2 separate regions of the Homo sapiens genome follow, and region 1 is linked to region 2. Evidence: chromatin contacts called from ENCODE Hi-C or POLR2A ChIA-PET data. All regions are on one chromosome and are shown on one strand. The core of a region is the stretch at or near the end of the contact, and the rest is flanking DNA. Distances in the headings are between cores, read along the strand shown.

What was found. Hi-C counts contacts between places; a loop is a spot of excess contacts on that map. ChIA-PET counts read pairs that join two places held with the same protein, here RNA polymerase II (POLR2A). Pooled maps may share reads with other maps.
Region 1: a map of Calu3 shows a loop between it and region 2 (2.8-fold over the local background). The contact joins the promoter of C16orf46 here to the enhancer-like site in region 2. A Hi-C loop is called at or near these places in 3 of 168 maps with a recorded cell type or tissue (Caco-2, Calu3 and endothelial cell of hepatic sinusoid) and 3 of 50 pooled maps. POLR2A ChIA-PET finds 5 or more read pairs at or near these places in 9 of 52 experiments (BJ, H1, HepG2 and 5 more).

Annotation. Positions count from the first base shown.
Region 1 is chr16:81,075,246-81,079,890 of GRCh38, reverse strand. C16orf46 (chromosome 16 open reading frame 46) reads left to right here and starts at 2,653. Exons shown (of 4, transcript NM_152337.3): 1 at 2,653-2,755. C16orf46-AS1 (C16orf46 antisense RNA 1) reads right to left here. Exons shown (of 2, transcript XR_007065137.1): 2 at 3,293-3,467. RefSeq lists enhancers at 1,571-2,229, 2,342-2,391, 2,230-2,890, 2,982-3,121.
Region 2 is chr16:81,140,394-81,145,454 of GRCh38, reverse strand. It overlaps the pseudogene PKD1L2. Among named protein-coding and RNA genes, the nearest start is that of GCSH, 47 kb to the right of the region's middle. Within about 2 kb of position 1,419, at least 3 of the 41 ENCODE cell types and tissues checked have a DNase peak (open chromatin) inside an H3K27ac peak, as active enhancers do.

The sequences.
Region 1 (4,645 bases), core at 1,404-3,903, 67 kb after region 2:
GCCAGTTTTAGGTTTTAATAAACCACTAGGGAGCTCTGCATGGGCATACTACTATGAAAATGAGGCTGGCCATTCAGATCAGTTCCTCAGCAAATCAGAATTTCTGAATTTTTTCAATTTCTTTTCTTTTTCTTTTTTTTTTTTTTTTTTTTTTTTTGAGATGGAGTCTGGCTCTGTCGCCCAGGCTGGAGTGCAGTGGCGCGATCTCGGCTCACTGCAAGCTCCGCCTCCCGGGTTCACGCCATTCTCCTGCCTCAGCCTCCCGAGTAGCTGGGACTACAGGCGCCTGCCACCTCGCCCGGCTAATTTTTTGCATTTTTAGTAGAGACGGCCTTTCACTGAGTTAGCCAGGATGGTCTCGATCTCCTGACCTCGTGATCCATCCGCCTCGGCCTCCCAAAGTGCTGGGATTACAGGCGTGAGCCACCGCGCCCAGCTGCTGAATTTTTCCAATTTCTATAGTTTTTCTGGGGCTACTAAAAAGAGCACAGTTTAAAAAATTATGCTAACTACAAGCGTGTCTTTTTTACTGTGTTCTTTCAGACCAAATCACACCTTCCTTCCCATACTTAAAGAGGTGCCTTTCTTTACACCAGGATTAAATTCCTCTTTCTTCCCTGCAACAGGCCTTTCCTGCCGCCCAGGCTGGAGTGCAATGGTGCGATCTTGGCTCACTGCAACCTCCACCTCACGGGTTCAGGTGATTCTCCCACCTCAGCCTCCTGAGTAGCTGGGATTACAGGCGTCCATCACCACACCCGGCTAATTTTTGTATTAGGGTTTTGAAATGGGGTTTCGCCATGTTGGCTGGGCTGGTCTTGAACTTCTGACCTCAAGTGATTGACCCGCCTCAGCCTCCCAAAGTGCTGGGATTACAGGTGTGAGCCACCGCACCCACCCATCTCCCTTTAATTTTAAAAAATAGATATGGGGTCTTGTGACACTTCCCAAGCTGGTCTCAAGTGATTCTCCTGCCTTAGCCTCTCCTGTGAGTAACTGGTATTACAGACGCAAGCCACCACTCCTGGCTTTTTTTCTTTAAAATACATTTTATGTGTTAGAGGAAGTTTACAGTCACAGCAAAATTGAGGAGAAGGTACAGTTCTGTACGCTTCCATTCTCCGTTTTTGCAAAGTGGGATCTTACTATAAGTAGAGTTTCTGGTATCTTGACTCAATTCCTATGTTGACTTTTTATAAACATAACTAGCCAAACCCTTGTCCCTTCATGTTTCCACTCAATCATGCTATCGGGCTTTTACCTGCTAAATGCAGGAATAGTTAGTGTGAAGGAAGTCAGGTTCTAGATCCTCCAACTTCCCCATGTACTTGCCGTTAGGTTATTTAATTAATATTCATTTAGCAAATCTTAGTTAAGACTTTTGGTATACTTCCCAGAAACTTTTTTCTAATATGCAAGGTCTTGCACTGTTTCCCAGGCTGGAGTGCAGTGACACAATCATAGCTTACTGCAACCTTCAACTCCTGGGCTCAAGGGAGCCTCCTGCCTCAGCTGGGATTCCAGGTGTGAGCCACGGTGCCCAGCTGTTTTCAATAGATCTGAAGGAAGACCAAAACAAATTGTCAACTGATAAAACATTTAAATGTTTTTGGTTAATACTTACTAGCTTGAGATACAATAAAACCCCTTTTATTTGCATCTTCCTATTTATGTGAACAAGGTACCTAAGCTTACACGTATGAAAAAAGTTGGAATAGAATTATAGCTGAATCCGTCTCATTGGAGCAATCACAGTGCTAGAGAACTTAGATACCAAAATTTTTTTTGAGACTTGAGTTTTGCTCTCCAGGCTGGAGTGCAGTGGTGCCATCACAGCTCACTGCAACCTCCGCCACCCGGGTTCGAGCCAGTCTCCTGCCTCAGTTTCCCAAATAGCTGAGATTACAGGCGCCCGCCACCACACCCGGCGAATTTTTGTATTTTTAGTAGAGACACGGTTTCGCCATGTTGACCAGGCTAGTTTCGAACTCCTGATCTCAGGTGATACACCCACCTCGGCCTCCCAAGTGCTGGGATTACAGGCGTGAGCCACCGCGCCTGGCCTAGATACCGGTTTTCTACAGCAGAAATAGTCACACTTTCTAAAGCAGAAGGGCTTTGGAGTCAGACCCGAGCTGGAGTGGGGGATGCTTTGCGATCTCTCTTCAGCAAGCTGTTGTTTTAGGGACGTGGGGCCACCTTCCTTTATTTGTATAAAAGATGCCACTGCCCACTTAAGAGCTGTGCTGCTCCGGGCCAGCAGTTCAGCGAGTGCCCGTCGGCCTGGTGCTGTCGGTCACGTAAGTGGGCTCTTTGAGGCTCACAACGCGTCCTCCCTGGACGTTCTGGGCCTGTTAAGTTTGTGTCCGTGGGAAACGCTCACGGCGGTTCCCCAGAGGGCCGAGGGAGAAAAGTGAGGACGTTTCTGGCCGCCTGGCATCTGCTAAATATCCTAGCAGGCACAAGGGCTCCCCAACGGGACTCGCCGACCCGAGAGCCCGGGTGGGCCTCAAGCCCCGCCATCTGAGACCCTCCGTCGCTGGCCCTTCCGGCGGCAGCGCCCGGAGCGGATAGGAGATGCCACGAACCGCCTCGCCAGTGCTAGGCTTTGTTGGGCTACGTCACTTCCGCCGCGGTCCCGCCCCCAGCGTGGTCGTAACCCAAGGCAACGGCCCATCCGGCAGCGACCTGAGTAGCTCTTGCCAGTAGGCCGGGACTAGCTGTCTCGGGGCCTTCCATCCGCTTGGCCCCACAGGTAGGTGTGAGCGGCCATTTCTCCACCCCTGGGGCAAGGCCCGGGACCACTCCAAAGGCGACAGAGCGAGAGTCCCTGCCTCGTTCGAAAGGAAGCGAGAGGGAGCGAAAGGCAGAGGCACTATGTGCCGGGGCTTCCCCAGAGCGGGCGGGGTCTGGGGAGGGGCGGGGCCTGAGGAGGATCCGTTGGGAGCGGAACCCTTTAAGGGTGGGTAGACGGAGGACGGGGAGGAATTCGAACGGGCAATCCAGAACGCTTTTCTGAATGGGATAGTTTGAAAGAAGGGCAGGCGTCTTTGTGGCACGGTAGGAACTGGCGGAGGAAGGGGAAGAGCTAGATGAGGAAAAAAGGCTTATGGCATAAAGGGAGGAGCCTGATAGAGAAAGGGGTGTGGCCTGCAGGAAGGGGCGGGGCTAGATGAAGAGGTGGAGCCGAGCGTGATGCGCCTGGGCTTTAGGGGTGGCAGGTGGAGCGCGTGTGTTTGATGACTTGCGCTTTGCTGTGGACTGTAAGCTGTGTGAGAGTAGAGAAGACGGATGCTGCTTTAGCTTTTTATTCTCAGTGCTAGGTACTTAGTGAATTCATTAATGTGAGTTGAAAAAGGGGAAGAGTTTGAGACTGAGATTGGAATAGATGTGGTCTGATCGGGAGGGATGGTGTAGAAACTGCGCTCCTTGGCATCATTCTGTGAAATACTTGAGGTTCCTGTGACCTGTAGGCATATAATAAGCAGAAGGCACATATAATTAACAAGGAGGATAAAATTTATACTCTTGGAAATATGAACAAATTGTGCAAGTTGGGTGGCGCGGGTGCTTAACTTTCAGACAAAGGTTCAGCTCCTTCCAGTGTGTTTCTAAATGCGACTCCCAACTCATTTTCCTGTAGAAACTGTGTCACAAATGATCAGGATGCCCAGGTCAGTCTTCAGGACCTATTTAACTGGTTCATGTAAGTGAAGATTGGTCCTGTATTAAGAAACTTAACTTCTGCCATGGCTAACAATATTTCTAATGATTATTCCTTCATTCAGCATAGGTTGTTAAGGAGCCGACCCACAGGAACGTTCATTCAAATTCCAAATGAGGCTGCCAGAAACTCATCTTTCCCTGGTTGGAATTTAAGATTCCTTTAAACCTATAGCTTGTAGGAAGATGAGGGTGTGTGGCACAGTGGAGAGCCAATGAGAAGTTGAGGCAAGGTGATAAGGAGTTTTGAGAGATTACCATCTATCTGCTTTTGACATAAACAGCTTGCGTTTGACTTAATACCCTGGGCCTTGGTTTCTCCTGGTCCTTCAACATTCCCCTGCCCTTAATGGATTAGGAATCTGTCAACCAGGTATAGGAAGCTACGGTAAGATATTTGTAATCTGACTATATAGACAGACTGGCAAACATGTGGCACACTCTATTTTCTGGCAGACATAATTAATCAACCCCAGAAATTTTTCCTGCTATAGTCAGGTCATAAGATCCTTCTCAATACAACACTCTAGGTAGCCACTAGTTTGGAGTTGACAATTCAGAATTTTCTTTGTTTTGTTTTGAGACAGTCTCACCCTGTTACCCAGGTTGGAGTGTAGTGGTGCAATCTCGGCTTACTGCAACCTCTGCCTCTCGGGTTCAAGCGATTCTCCTGCCTCTGCCTTCCAAGTGGCTGGGACTACAGGCGTGAGCCACCATGCCTGGCTAATTTTTGTATTTTCGGTAAAGATGGGGTTTCATCATATTGGCCAGCCTGGTCTTGAACTCCTGACATCAAGTGATCCACCGGCCTCGGCCTCCCAAAGTGCTGGGATTATTGGTGTGAGCTACCGTGCTTGGCCAGAATGTATTCTTTATCCCTGATCTAGGCAATAGGTGTTAAAAAAAAAAGAGAGAGAGAGAG
Region 2 (5,061 bases), core at 170-2,669:
AACTAGTCTCCTGGTTCCCTTCATGCCCCTTTCCTGTCCATCTTCCCATTTAGAGCGGTGCCATCCAATAGAACTTTCTACAGTGACAGAAATGTTCTGTGGAACATGGTGGATAGTTATGTGGGTTTAGAATGCTACCATTTTTAATACACAAGGGTGGCCACTATCTAAACCTTGTTTAGAACACGAAAGTATGGTTTATAGAATAAGCAATTTGAATTCATAATTCTTGGCCCCACCCCTGATAGAGTTACTTGCCCCTGTAGTCCCAGCTACTCAAGAGGCTGAGGCAGAGAATCGCTTAAACCTGGGAGGTGTAGTCAGCAGTGAGCTGAGATCACATCACTGCACCCCAGCCTGGGTGACAGAGCAAGACTCCATCTCAAAAAAAAAGAAAAAAAAAAGAATTTGCCCCAGAGAGCTGGGTTTGGGCTGCTTATGGAGGTCATCCCTGCTTCCACTAGATCCTTGACTTTGAGTTTGGGAGTTTTAGCATTCACAGCTGGACACACTGGACCTTAAGAACATGAACTCTGGAGTCGGCCAGAACCTTGGGATCTCCCAGCTGCAGTAGCAGCGGTGCAACTTTAAACAAGTTGCTCAACCTCTCTGAGACTTCATTTCTTCCCTTAGAAAATAGAGGTGTTGGCTGGGCGTGGTGGCTCACGCTTGTAATCCCAACACTTTGGGAGGCCGAGGTGGGCAGATCACCTGGGGTCAGGAGTTCAAGACCAGCCTGGTCAACATGACAAAACCCCATCTCTACTAAAAATAAAAAAATTAGCTGCATGTGGTGGCACACGCCTGTAGTCCTAGCTACTCGGGAGGCTGAGGCAGGAGAATCACTTGAACCTGGGAGGTGAGGCAAGAGAATCACTTGAACCTGGGAGGTGGAGGTTGCAGTGATCTGAGATTGCACCACTGCACTCCAACCTGGGTGACAGAGCAAGACTCCTGTCTCAAAAAAAAAAAAAAAAAAAGGGGGTGTGTTAAAAATTAGCTGGGCGTGGTGGCACATACCTGTAATTCTAGCTACTTGAGAGGCTGAGATAGGAGGACTGCCTGAGCCTGGGAGGCAGAGGTTGCGGTGAGCCAAGGTTGCACCACTGCATTCCAGCCTGGTTGACAGGGTGAGACCGTGTCTCAAAGTAAAAAAAATATAAAATAGGGGTATTGATCCACCTAGCTCGTTGGCTTATTGTGAGGGCTGAATAAGATTGTAAGACATGTAAAGTATTTAGATCCCAGCCTGACACAAAGCAGGTATACAGTAAGTGGTGTTATGATTGGCAGTGATGTTATCTTTCAGAAACATTAGCAGAAGCCCTGCAAAATAAAGTGTTGACTTGGAATCTTCAGCTGAGGCTTCAGTGAGGGAGCCCAGTCAGGAGGGTGAGGGAGGAGGCTGTGAGTCAGAGGAAGGTAGGAGTTGACCTCACCATAGCCATTTACCCAACACCCTAACCTTATCTGAGTCAGGGCTGGAGATGCATATACCTGGCTGTAACCAAAATGCAGATATAGTTGCTTGCCATTTGCAGAGTCCAGTTAATCAGAGTGAGATCTGGTATTTAAAAAGTGACTCTTGACCGGGAGCGGTGGCTCACGCCTGTAATCCCAGCACTTTGGGAGTCCAAGGCGGGCGGATCACGAGGTCAGGCGATCGAGACCATCCTGACTAACACGGTGAATCCCCGTCTCTACTAAAAATACAAAAAATTACCCCGGTGTGGTGGCGGGTGCCTGTAGACCCAGCTACTAGGGAGGCTGTGCCAGGAGAATGGCGTGAACCTGGGAGGCGGAGGTTGCAGTGAGCCGAGATCGCACCACTGCACTCCAGCCTGGGCGACAGAGTGAGACTCTGTCTCAAAAAAAAAAAAAAAGTGACTTTTTTATCTGGGCATGGTGGCATGTGCCTGTAGCCCCAGCTACTTGGGAAGCTGAGGTGGGAAGATCACTTGAGCCCGGGAGGCAGAAGTTGCAGTGAGCCAAGATCACGCCACTGCACTCCAGCCTGTGGGACAGAGTTAGACCCTGTCTCAAAAAGAGATAGAGGTCGGTGGGTGGAGAGAGAAAGAGAAGTAACTTTTTATTCCAAAGCTAGCTTAGGGGAAGAAGTACAGGCTTCCTGACTTAAGGATATCACTACACCTCTGAGGCAGAAAGCAGGGATTTTAAAAGGAGACTTGGCATGAATGGCGGGGAGGAGAGGAAGCAAGCCAGTGGGGGTCGGCGTAACGCACTTCAGTGAATTAGAATTATCTACCAGGAGGTCCAGCTTGCACCTTCCTGGGCAGGGCTAGCCTGTACAAGTGGCTGAAACTCTCAACATGAGAGACAGTTTCGTCGGAGGCGTTCTTTGGGTTGCAGATGGACTGCTGTCTCTCAAGGCAACCTCCAGGTGGGATAGTGCTCTGCCTTGGAGATGCTAAGCACAGTTAGAAAAGCTTGTCCTGTAGGTGAAGGGAAGATACAAGATTATAACTGCATTTCTTCTTTTTTTTTTTTTTTTTTGAGACGGAGTCTCGCTGCGTCATTTTGATCATTTTGACGCTGTGTCGCTGTGTGGCTTCATCTCATCATTTGCTCTAATTTTATATGTTTGAGATGTTTCATAATTTTTAAAAAAGCTAAAAACACAAGATTAAGGATTACACTGTATTGGCCGGGCGTGCTGGCTCATGCCTGTGATCCCAGCACTTTGGGAGACTGAGGCTGGCCGATCCCCTGAGGTCAGGAGTTCAAGACCAGCCTGGCCAACATGGTAAAAATCCGTCTCTACTAAAAATACAAAAAAAAAAAATTAGCTGGGCATGGTGGCGGGTGCCTGTAATCCCGGTTACTCAGGAGGCTGAGGCAGGAGAATCACTGGAACCTGGGAGGCGGAGGTTGCAGTGAGCTGAGATTGCGCCACTGCACTCCAGCCTGGGCGACAAGAGCAAAACTCCGTCTCAACAACAACAACAAAAAAAACAAAAAAACAAAGGGACAGGATTACACTATATTTGGCACTAGACAAAAAAGGGTTCAAATTCAAGTCTTACCATATTAAAGTATTTGCTTTAAAATACTCTGGGCCCAGGGGGTGGGGGAGTCGGGGGGTGAGGGCGGGCACTGTGGCTCACGCCTGTAATCCCAGCACTTTGGGAGGCCGGGGCGGGCGGATCACCTGAGGTCAGGAGTTTAGAACCAACCTGGCCAACATGGTGAAACCCCATCTCTCTACTAAAAATACAAAAACTAGCTGGGCGTGGTGGCGTGCGCCTGTAGTCCCAGCTACTCAGGAGGCTGAGGCAAGAGAACTGCTTCTAGAACCCAGGAAGTGGAGGTTGCAGTGAGCTGAGATAACACCACTGCACTCCAGCTGGGGAGACAGAGTGAGACTTCACTGCAAAAAAAAAAAAAAAAAAAGCTCCAGGAGAAGAAAAGAGATGAGACAAGACTGGCCAAATGTTGGTCATTGTTGTAGCTGGAGTGATGAGTATGGGATTCTCCTCTGTTCTCTTGATGTGTAGGGAAATTTGAAGAATGACTCTGATAAAAATCTAAAAGAGAAACATCGAATCCTAACTGGCTGTGTGACCCTAAAACCTTACTCCGTCTCTTTGAACCTCAGATTTCTCAGGGCTTGGCACATAGCAAGCATTTCATACTCAGAAGCTGGTACTATTACTGTTGTGTTTTGTGGGGGGAGGTTTGTTTGTTTTGTTTGGAGACAGGATCTGGCTTTGTTGCCCTGGCTGGAGTGAAGTGGCGCCATCATAGCTCACTGCAGCCTCGCCCTCCTGGGCTCCAGCGATCCTCCTGCCTCAGTCTCCCGAGTAGCTGGGACCACCTGCGCATGCCGCCCCACCTGGCTGTTGTTTGTATTGCAGCTGGTTTGCTCTGTGACTCAGCACAAGCTGATCGCTTTCTTCTTTGTCCTCCAGAGAAATCACAGTGTCCCAAGCCCAAGGCGGCACGGAGTGGCCCCTGGAAGGACAGCGCCTACAGGCAGTGTCTGTACCTTCAGCTGGAACACGTGGAGCAAGAGCTGCGGCTGGTGGGGCCCCGAGGCTTCTCCCAGCCCCACAGCCATGCCCAGGCCCTCAGGCAGCTGCAGACCCTGAAGGGCGGCCTGGGGGTACAGCCGGGCACCTGGGCCCCTGCACATGCCAGGTAATCCACTTCCCTGGGGGCTGAGTGGGTGCCTGCCTGCCCCAGCCTGGGGCCGTCTGGAAAGGGCATTCTGAACAATCTTGGAAGGATGTCCACCCAGACCTTGCCAGGCAGAAACAATGCAGGATTCCTGCACACATTCAGGGAGGCCGGGTTTGAACAGGTCTGTTTGCTGGAAGGCACTCAGGGCCCTTTGTACCGCATGCTACAGTCACAACGGTGTTCCTGTGGGCTGTTTCCCATCTGTGCACTTCACTCTTGGACCGGCTCCTCAACTTCTCAGGCTTAGTTTCCTGATCTTTAAAATGGGAATGATGACGCCTATCTCTTGATTCAAACTTAAAACAAAATGCATTTTTTAAGATAACCAGTGAACTTTGAATACAGACAGGTTACTAGGTGACATTTAAAAATTACTGTTAATTTAGCTGTGTGAAAACAGCATCGTAATTCAGTAAGAAAATTGCCTTTTTTTTTTTTTTTGAGACAGAGTCTTGCTCTGTCACCCAGGATGGAATGCAATGGCGTGATCTCGGCTCACTGCAACCTCTGCCTCCTGGGTTCAAGTGAGTCTCCTGCCTCAGCCTCCCCGAATAGCTGAGATTACAGGTGCCCACCACCACGCCCAGCTAAATTTTGTATTTGTGGTAGAGATGGGCTTTCACCACGTTGGCCAGGCTGGTCTCGAACTCCTGACCTCAAGTGATCCACCTGCCTCAGCCTCCCAAAGTGCTGGGATTACAGGCGTGAGCCACCACGCCTGGCAAAAATGGCCACTTTTGAGATGCATTCTGAAGTGACTAGGAATTATTTTGTATTATGTCTGGAATTTATGTTGAAATTTTCCAGCCAAAAACAAAAACAAAACAGGGCTGAGGGGCAGATGAAATAAGTGTGACAAGG